3 separate regions of the Homo sapiens genome follow, and all the other regions are linked to region 3. The links are chromatin contacts, found by Hi-C or POLR2A ChIA-PET in ENCODE. All regions are on one chromosome and are shown on one strand. The core of a region is the stretch at or near the end of the contact, and the rest is flanking DNA. Distances in the headings are between cores, read along the strand shown. Region 1 holds the start of FOXN3-AS2 (FOXN3 antisense RNA 2). Region 2 has its middle 36 kb from the start of FOXN3-AS2. Region 3 has its middle 190 kb from the start of EFCAB11.

Evidence for each region. Hi-C counts contacts between places; a loop is a spot of excess contacts on that map. ChIA-PET counts read pairs that join two places held with the same protein, here RNA polymerase II (POLR2A). Pooled maps may share reads with other maps.
Region 1: a map of naive thymus-derived CD4-positive, alpha-beta T cell shows a loop between it and region 3 (2.6-fold over the local background). The contact joins the promoter of FOXN3-AS2 here to the enhancer-like site in region 3. A Hi-C loop is called at or near these places in 1 of 168 maps with a recorded cell type or tissue (naive thymus-derived CD4-positive, alpha-beta T cell) and 6 of 50 pooled maps. POLR2A ChIA-PET finds 5 or more read pairs at or near these places in 1 of 52 experiments (WTC11).
Region 2: a pooled map shows a loop between it and region 3 (2.3-fold over the local background). The contact joins two enhancer-like sites. A Hi-C loop is called at or near these places in 1 of 37 single-sample maps with no recorded cell type and 5 of 50 pooled maps. POLR2A ChIA-PET finds 5 or more read pairs at or near these places in 6 of 52 experiments (BJ, WTC11, activated CD4-positive, alpha-beta T cell and 3 more).

What each region holds. Positions count from the first base shown.
Region 1 is chr14:89,574,631-89,577,596 of GRCh38, reverse strand. FOXN3-AS2 (FOXN3 antisense RNA 2) reads right to left here and starts at 1,381. Exons shown (of 1, transcript NR_024620.1): 1 at 120-1,381. It also overlaps a transcript of FOXN3 not described here.
Region 2 is chr14:89,538,946-89,541,829 of GRCh38, reverse strand. It overlaps a transcript of FOXN3 not described here. Among named protein-coding and RNA genes, the nearest start is that of FOXN3-AS2, 36 kb to the left of the region's middle. Within about 2 kb of position 1,354, at least 2 of the 41 ENCODE cell types and tissues checked have a DNase peak (open chromatin) inside an H3K27ac peak, as active enhancers do.
Region 3 is chr14:89,766,298-89,769,179 of GRCh38, reverse strand. No RefSeq gene overlaps it. Among named protein-coding and RNA genes, the nearest start is that of EFCAB11, 190 kb to the left of the region's middle. RefSeq lists enhancers at 889-938, 1,728-1,997. Within about 2 kb of position 1,264, at least 3 of the 41 ENCODE cell types and tissues checked have a DNase peak (open chromatin) inside an H3K27ac peak, as active enhancers do.

The DNA.
Region 1 (2,966 bases), core at 132-2,631, 190 kb after region 3:
TTAATTAGAAATTCCCCGTGATTGCCCCGGGAATATATGGATTTTGTGAACTTTGTAAAGATGTGTGGCATCATTTCATCCTGACATCATTTGCCATGAATTTGCAGGTTTTTTATTCCTTTATGATTCCTGCCATTGGAGGAATCACTCCTAGGACCTTCCTGATTCGTCTACTGGTCTTTTTGGGGTTTTCCAGAAGACGGAGGTATCTAGGTAATCGGAAGGAAATAGAAACCTATCCTTATAATTTTATTTATGGAGGACTACATGGATTTTCAAAATTATGTGATTGTACTTGAGATCAGTGTATGAAAAAGGAATGCACTGAGCGGAGTCTAGTCCTTAGGATTCTCTTCTGAAGTGTGAAAAAGAAAACACAATAGCTGTTATCTTGGAAACTCCGCCCCTCCAGGCATTCACTCGCACCCCAGGCATTTGCAGGCCCTCTGCATAGACTCTGCTGTGGCTACACGTGGGTCTTCCGTGCCATTTTCCTTGGCATGTGAGTAAATGTAGGTTTCCCCTGTGTTTATGGGAAATTTTACTCCCAGCCTTTTACGGTGACAAGAGAAGACTGGCTGCTTTACTCAGCACAGGGCGCTTTTCAATGATTAGAGCGATTTTCTCTGATTCTACTATACTTAGGGAAGATTTTTGAGACTACAAATACAAGACAAAGTAGTTATGTATCAGCATACGGATGGAGGCAGCCACTGTGCTAGTATCCAATTCTTTGACTACTGAGTGAAAATAGCTGCTCCTGTTCTAATTGCCATTTTTACTCTTCCTAAGTGGCCAGTTGGGAGAGACGGAGGAGGGAGGGAAGGAGCTGGGTTGGGCGGGAGGAGGTCCATTTGCAAAGTCAACAGCGGAAGTGTTCGGGGAACAGAAGACATCTGATCCGAATTCTATACAGATAAGGGAAGGATTGGATACCCAGCAGATGGGCCACCCTTCTAATTCTGCAGTAGCTTGCCGTGACAGACTTCTAATCTGATGGTATTTTCATCTTAATTTACTTGCAACCTGTTTTGTTTTGTTTTGGGTTTTTTTTTTTTTGTAGGTAACAGCATTTCTGACAAAGGTGATACATTTGCTAAAGCTTAACATTCAGATTCCTTCCTTGTCTGAGTGTTATATAATTATATATACATTTGGGCTCAAAGGTCCCAGTCTAACAAATTCCCTTCACAGGAGCACCATTTGAGGGCCCATTCTCTCATTAATTTTATTTGACATTTATGTCAACATTACATTCCTAGCCTAAAAGGAGAAATCACATGAGTACGCAGGGGCGTATTTTAAAGTGGAGTATTTAGTTTGGCAGTGAAAGGCACCCGGCGAAGTCTGCGAAAGCAACGTTTTCTAAATTAGTTAATATAAAGTGGTCTAAATGCACTAAATTTATATTGTTCTACAATGTGCTAAATGCTAGAGCACGTGGCTGTTTTGATATTTCTAACATTTTCCCCCTGGGGCTCCCAGAATTGCCTAAGATGGGTGTCTCTGGAAAATAAACTTGGGAGCCATCAGAGGTGTCAGGAACAGCTGAAAACAAGTCACTTACGATGTCAGCGATGGAATTTGCTTCCGTGAGACCTTGTGCAAAAATCAAAGACCTGATTCTTCTGCTTAGCCTAACTTCAGAGCGAGGAGTTTATCGGTGGGGCATAGAGGCATCTGGTCCCCAGTTCTGCTGAATGAAGAGTTTCACAGGCGCTGCGTGGAGGCCGGAGGGCGGTTGCCAGCCCCAGCCCAGCATTGGGAGCCAATCACATGGCCACGACTTTGCCTAGTGCTTCCCAAAGTAGACAAAAGCGTGAACTGGGGTTATCAAACCTAAATAAGAAACAGTTGTTAGAGACCATCGGTATCCTCTGATTTGGGAGCTAAGTTGAATTTTGATTCAAGAGATGCCACGAGAGAGGGAAAGAGCTTCCCCTAAGCAGCCTCCAAGGGCCCGAGCGTGGCAGCTCCTTCTGCTTCCAAAATGCTGACTTGTACATACTTGGTGGTTTTTGTGCTCTGGAGCTGTGCTTTGTGTTTGGCTATAACAATGAGTTGCAGACTGGGTTTTTGCTTTGCAGAGAATTCACCAGCATTGGAGAGGACCTGCCTTTGGTAAAAGCAGGGAGTGGGCAGTTTGTCCAGCCCCCGTCGCTTGAGTTTATTATAGTGTTTATCCCTTCTCCCTATCATCCCCACCCCAGCCAGGGTTTACTGACCCAAAACGACCTCCCAATTTCCTTTCTGCCATCTCTATCATGAATCTCAAGGGTCAAGTGCTTGGTCACCAGCTGACCTGTGAGCCTACCCAGATAGCAAGGTCCTTCAAGGTCATCTTAGAGTGATCTTAACTATGATCTTCTAGAGTCAGTGTCGCTTGGGGGTCCCCTTCGTGGGTTGGCAGAAAGGTGAGGATTTTGTCAGGGAAAATAGAGGAGGAAGGATGATTGCAGTTTATGAAGGAGAAACTTTGAGTCTGAGTTAGCTTTCATCAGAGTCAGTATAGACAACCTTGCTCTCAACACCTCACTTTGGCTTAGAGCACTTCGTGATTTTCTTACCTGATCTCATCTGCTTCAGCTTCCCGCTGGCCTTGTTTGCATACCGATCAGCTGGTGGGGTAGCAGTAGAGTGTTTTAGAGTTCCAGTACACCCTTCCTTTCCTATAAAGGCACAACATACAGAAGAAATAGAAATTTACAATTTTTTTTTTAAAGCTGTAAAGGCAATTCTGATTTTCATAGGGAAGAGATTTTAAGAATTGGAGGAGCCTCGGAGGTCTTTGCATGTCTAGATAAGCTTGGAGGTTAAGAGCCAGGTCTCCTAACATTTGGCCCAGTCTTCTTTTCTTGTTCCAGCCACTGCCTGTAGGACGATCAGAGAAGCTTCCCATTGAGATTCCAACATAGGGATGTAAAGTGGTAGGAAATCCTTCTGCTAAGAGCTGATAACAGTTATGT
Region 2 (2,884 bases), core at 105-2,604, 230 kb after region 3:
TGCTCAAGGATGTACAGCTATGTCCAGAGTGGCAGAGCAGGGAGCAAAATCCCAGCCATAGCACTGTTACGGGAAAGGGGTCCTGATCCAGAGGCCAAGAGGGTTCTTGAATCTCATGCAAGAAAGAATTCAGAGCAAGTCCATAGAGTAAAGCAAAAGCAAGTTTATAAAGAAAGTAAAGGAATAAAAGAATGGCTATTCCATAGACAGAGCAGCTGCGAGGGCTGCTGGCTGCCCATTTTTATAGTTATTTCTTGATGATATGCTAAACAAGGGGGGGATTATTCATGCCTCCCCTTTTTAGACCATATAGGGTAACTTCCTGACATTGCTGTGGCATTTATAAACTGTTGTGGTGCTGGTGGGAGTGTAGCAGTGAGGAGGACCAGAGGTCCCTGTGGTGGCCATCTTGGTTTTGGTGGGTTTTGGCCAGCTTCTTTACCACAAAGTGTTTTATCAGCAAGGTCTTTGTGACCTGTATCTTGTGCTGACCTCCTGTCTCATCCTGTGACTTAGAATGCCTTCACCGTCTGGGAATGCAGCCCGAGTAGATCTCAGCCTTATTTTACTCAGCTCCTATTCAAGATGGAGTTGATGTGGTTCAAACACCTCTTACAGCACCACCCACATGATGTGTTTGAATTGAACCAGGAAGGAAAAGTGCTTGTTTCTGTAGCTCTGGTTCCATTCATATATCCAACAAATATTTGCGAGAGATCTGTCTGGTGAGGTCCTGAGCTTCCAATGACACAATGTACAAATTGAAATCAAAATCGGTAAGAATCTTAGAATTCTTCCAATTCTAACATACTGTGACTCAGCCAGAGATACTCTGACTCAGCCACTTAGTTTATTCATTCATTCATTCATTCAGTTCCTTCATGTTGCAAACACTTATTAGACATTTCCTACTTACTACTGCAAATCTCTGCACAACAAAAGTATTTTTAAGACCCGATCTGAGTCACTTATATCAAGGAACATTCCATATAGATTTTTCTTAGCAGCAGCAGTCTTTGGATGTTTTATCCTAACAAAATTTGATTTTTAAAGGCATATAACTCGTTCATTTTCCTTTTTTTTTTTTTTTTTGAGACATAGTCTCACTGTGTTACCCAGGCTGGAGTGCAGTGTTGCAATCTCGGCTCACTACAGCCTCCGCCTCCCAGTTCAAGCGAGTCTCCTGCCTCAGCCTCCCAAGTAGCTGGGACCACAGGTGCGTGCGACCACGCTCGGCTAAATTTTTTTTTTGTATTTTTAGTAGAGACGACGTTTCACTATGTTGGCCAGGGTGGTCTTGAACTCCTGACCTCGCGATCCGCCCGCCTTGGCTTCCCAGAGTGCTGGGATTACAGGCGTGAGTCACCGTGCCCAGCCTCATTTTCTTTGTAACTGGTTGCTTTAGGTCTCCAGCCAACTTTATATGCGAGATTTTAAAAAAATGCTATCAAACTCTAGTGTAAGGATTTGCTTCAGTTTTAGGTCTATGTTAAGCATGCCTTTTAGAGGACAGTGGTAAACATTGGTTTACTTGGCTAGGTAAAGCATCTGTTTTCAAGGTCTTGATCTAACCACATACCCCACAGTCACTTGTTCCTGGCCTTTGTTGTTATCTCTATTTGCTCAGAAATGTCCACAATCCTAAAGTCTGCTGTAAATTTCACATGGTTATTGCATTACCTTCTACTACCATGCTGCAAACACCAATTTGAAGGAGTGGCGTGAGAAAACAACTAAAAGTATTTATCCTGCTGTTCTTTGCATTTTCTTTGTTCTGTTGCATCGTGATATCTGGCTATCGGATTTCATAGAAAAGTAGAAACAGCCGAGGGCACTGTTTTTGTAATTTCATATTAAACTCATTTCCTTGAAAATCTGGCTTGAGATGAGTGTTCTTCAGACTTCTCTTCCATTTTGGTATGTTTCCTTTTTCTTTTCTCATGCAGCCTATGTCTAGTTTTTCAAGCACATTGAAGTTGAATATATTTTTGTTTTAGTATCAGAAGGCACAGCTGCCGTGGACTAACCCTAACGAGCCTCCCTCTGTCACCCATCAGTGTCTCACGCAGCAGTTCCTGACCATCAAAGTGTGCTCTGTGCTAAGTACTCTGCTGGATGATTTGGCTTGAATTTCTCAATAAATACACCTACTTACCCTAAGAGGCAGTTAATATTATTCCCATTTGACTGATATGGAAACTGAGGCTGAGAAAGTGGAAGCAATTTTTAAGTCAAGTCACACAATGTAAGTGGTGAGCAGGACCCAAGGTTGTGTTTATATGATTTTGAAATTTTGTTATCGACCCTACTTATGAGCCCTGCTTTATTTCTCCATTATAGACATCCCATTTTGTTTTTCTTTTAAACTGAGACAATGGCAAAATAAAAACAGGGGAGTGTTTTATGTATCATTTTCACTGGACCGGTATTTTCTGTGTTTTTCAGAACACTAGCCAGCAAGCTCCTAAAAAACAAACATTAAATTAATTTGGTCAAAACTGCACATTATATCCTTTTCTAGGAGATACTGTTTTATTTTATTTCCTTTTCTCAAATTTCCATTTGACTACATAACCTTTTTATCTTCAAATGCCTTTAAAAGCACAAATTGGGAAAGGTTTCAGTTAAAAGACAAGTGAAGAATTTGGTATTATACAACTAAATTTTTAAAAATAAAAAAAAGAAAAGTGGCCAGGCACGTGGCTCACGCCTGTAATCCCAGCACTTTGGGAGGCCGAGGCAGGTGGATCATGAGGTCAGGAGTTCGAGACCAGCCTGGCCAACGTGGTAAAACCCTATCTCTACTAAAAATACAAAAATTAGCCAGACGTGGTGGCGGGCGCCTATAATCCCAGCTACTTAGGAGGCTGAGGCAGGAGAATCG
Region 3 (2,882 bases), core at 15-2,514:
GGCAGGGCACAGTGGCTCACACCTATAATCCCAGCACTTTGGGAAGCCGAGGCAGGGGGACCACTTGAGGTCAGGAGTTCGAGACCAGCCTGGCCAACGTAGTGAAACCCTGTCTTTACTAAAAATAAAAAAAAAATTAGCCGGGTGTGGTGGTATGCACCTGTAGTTCCAGCTGCTAGGGCGGCTGAGGCAGGAGAATCATTTGAACCCAGGAGGCAGAGATTGTGGTGAGCCGAGATCGCGCCACTGCCCTCCAGCCTGGGTGACAAGAGTGAAACTTCGTCTCAAAAATATATATAAAATAAAATTAAAAGTAAAATAATTTAAAAAAGCAGTTTAGTGAAAAATGCAGTGTAGACCTGCATTGTGTAATACAATAGCCACCAGCAACGTGAGCACTTAAAATGTGACTAGTCTGGGCCAGGCACAGTGGCTCATGCCTATAATCCCAGCACTTTGGGAGGCTGAGGTGGGTGGACCACCTAAGGTCGGAATTCGAGACCAGCCTGACCAACATGGAGAAACCCAGTCTCTACTAAAAATACAAAATTAGCCGGGCGTGGTGGCACGTGCCTGTAATCCCAGCTACTCGGGAGGCTGAGGCAGGAGAATCGCTTGAACCTGAGAGGAGGAGGTTGTGGTAAGCTGAGATTGTGCCACTGCACTCTAGCCTGGGCAATGAGAGCAAAACTCCGTCTCAAAAAAAAAAAAAAAAATGTGACTAGTCTGAATTGAGAAGTGCTGTAAGTGAAGACTTAATATGGAAATAAAAGAATATAACAATATTTCATTAATTTTTATGTTGATTCAAGGTTGAAATGATAATATTTGGGGCATATTACTAACATTAATTTCCCCTGCTTTTTTTGTACTTTAAAAAAATGTGGCTACTAGAAAAACTTGAAATTTCATATGTGGCTCATATTTATTTTAGGACTTGTGACCACACAGTTTCTGTTACAACTGCTCACTTGCGTTGTAAGTCAAAGCAGCCATAGATGACATAGAAATGAATGGACATCTCCGTGTTCTAATAAAACTTTATTTATAAAAACAGGTAGCCAACCAGGAGGGCAGTAGTTTGCTTAACCGTGGTCTAGACCAGAGTTTCCTAACCTTGGGCCTTTTGACATTTGGGGCTAGGTAATTTGTTGTTGTTGAGGGCTGGCCTGTGCGTTTTAGGATGTTTAGCAGTATCTCTGGCCTCAACCACTAGATGCCAGTATCACCACCTGCCCCAGTTTTGACAACCTAAAATGTCTGCAGACATTGCTGAATGTCTTCTGTGGGGGAAAAATCACCCTGATTGAGAACCACTGGTCTAGCTCATATGATTTTATTTCCGAGAAAACAAAAATTGTGTGCATGTGTAGTGTTCTGGATGGGTACACACCAAGGTGCAGGAGTTACGTGTTTGGTTTTTTTCCCCATCTTTTCATTTTTTGCATTTTCTAAATTAAGCATAGGTTATTTAATATGTAAAAAGGAACAATCGTGGGGCTGCATGTGGTAACTCGGGCCTGTAGTCCCAGCTACTTGGGAGGCTGAGATGGGAGGATCGCTTGAGCCCAGGTGTTCCAGATGCTTCTGGGCAACATAGAGACCCCATTGCAAAAAAAGTAGGGGGATGGGGCAAATAAATAAATAAAACAATTGTGTAGACAAAGAAAGCCAAAAAGACAAAGATAAAATGAGACTCAGAAAGAAATCCACGTGTAGAAAAGAAAGTGAGAGTTGGGGGAGAATGCTACTTCATCCCCAAAAGACAAGTTCTCTACTTGGCCAGGCCCTCAACTGCCACTCCAAGATGTAATATCAAGGGCAGCAGATGTGGTTGGGCCAATGATCTCTGGGTTGATTATGGGTTTGGAAAAATACATCGGCCACACTGGAGTAGGCAGGCCCTCGCCTGGTGTGGTGTAACTATTTACCAAAAGGAAGCAGGCTTGATTTTGATGTACACACCACACCTCCTCAGGTGTAAGGCACACTGGGACCTCCACTGCTTGAGTCCACCAGGGAAAGGAGGAAGTAAGGAGTTAGACAAGATTTCAGAATGAAAAATTGAAACGCTGACTGCACTGAACTACTTCTCACAAAAGCCCAGGCAGTAACATTTTAGCAACTAAAAAATCAGTGCCAATTTACTGATATTTAAAATTCATGTTATTATAAATCAATTATTATTATAAGTAACTTTACTTTGTGCTTGCCATGCACCGGGCAGTGTACCTCATTTAATCTTCCATAATCTTCCTTATAGTGCTGAAAGGTAGGTGCTGTGCTTAGGATAGTTTTCCAGTTGTGGAACCCAGAGCTCGGAGATGGTAAGTTATATGCCTAAGTCCCACAGCTAGCAAGAGATGGAACCAAGGCTGTAGGCCACTCTCTGAGTTGACAAGTCATGCCCTTGTGATCTAAACTACAAGGGTGTACATTTTCTCTTGGGATTCAAGTTCTTATTTTGAAAGAAAAATACATAGCTCCTAAGAATTATGGTTTTTTGGAATTAGTCCTTTCCAGGAAAAAAAAGACTTTGCTCACTGTCATCATTGGTGAGAAGCTAATAAGCATGTCAAGTTCAGGTGTAGTTTGAGCAACTCAGTGAAGAGGTAGAGAGAGGTGAGGCAAAGATCTAGGCAGGAAGTGACCCTGAAAGCTGGGTGGCCTGATACTGGGATCTGGGTGGTGGGTCCATCAGAAAAGGGCCCCAGCCAGTGTCTGGAGAGATTGAGGGCATGACAGAGAGAGACTAGACTCCATAGAGAGGGCACTGGCAAGAGCTGGACAGGCCGCCATCATGGAAGAGGGGTGCTGGGAGGGAAACTGATTCAGAAGTACAATTCTCTGGTATGCAGGCACAGAAGTGCCAAGCAGCAGTC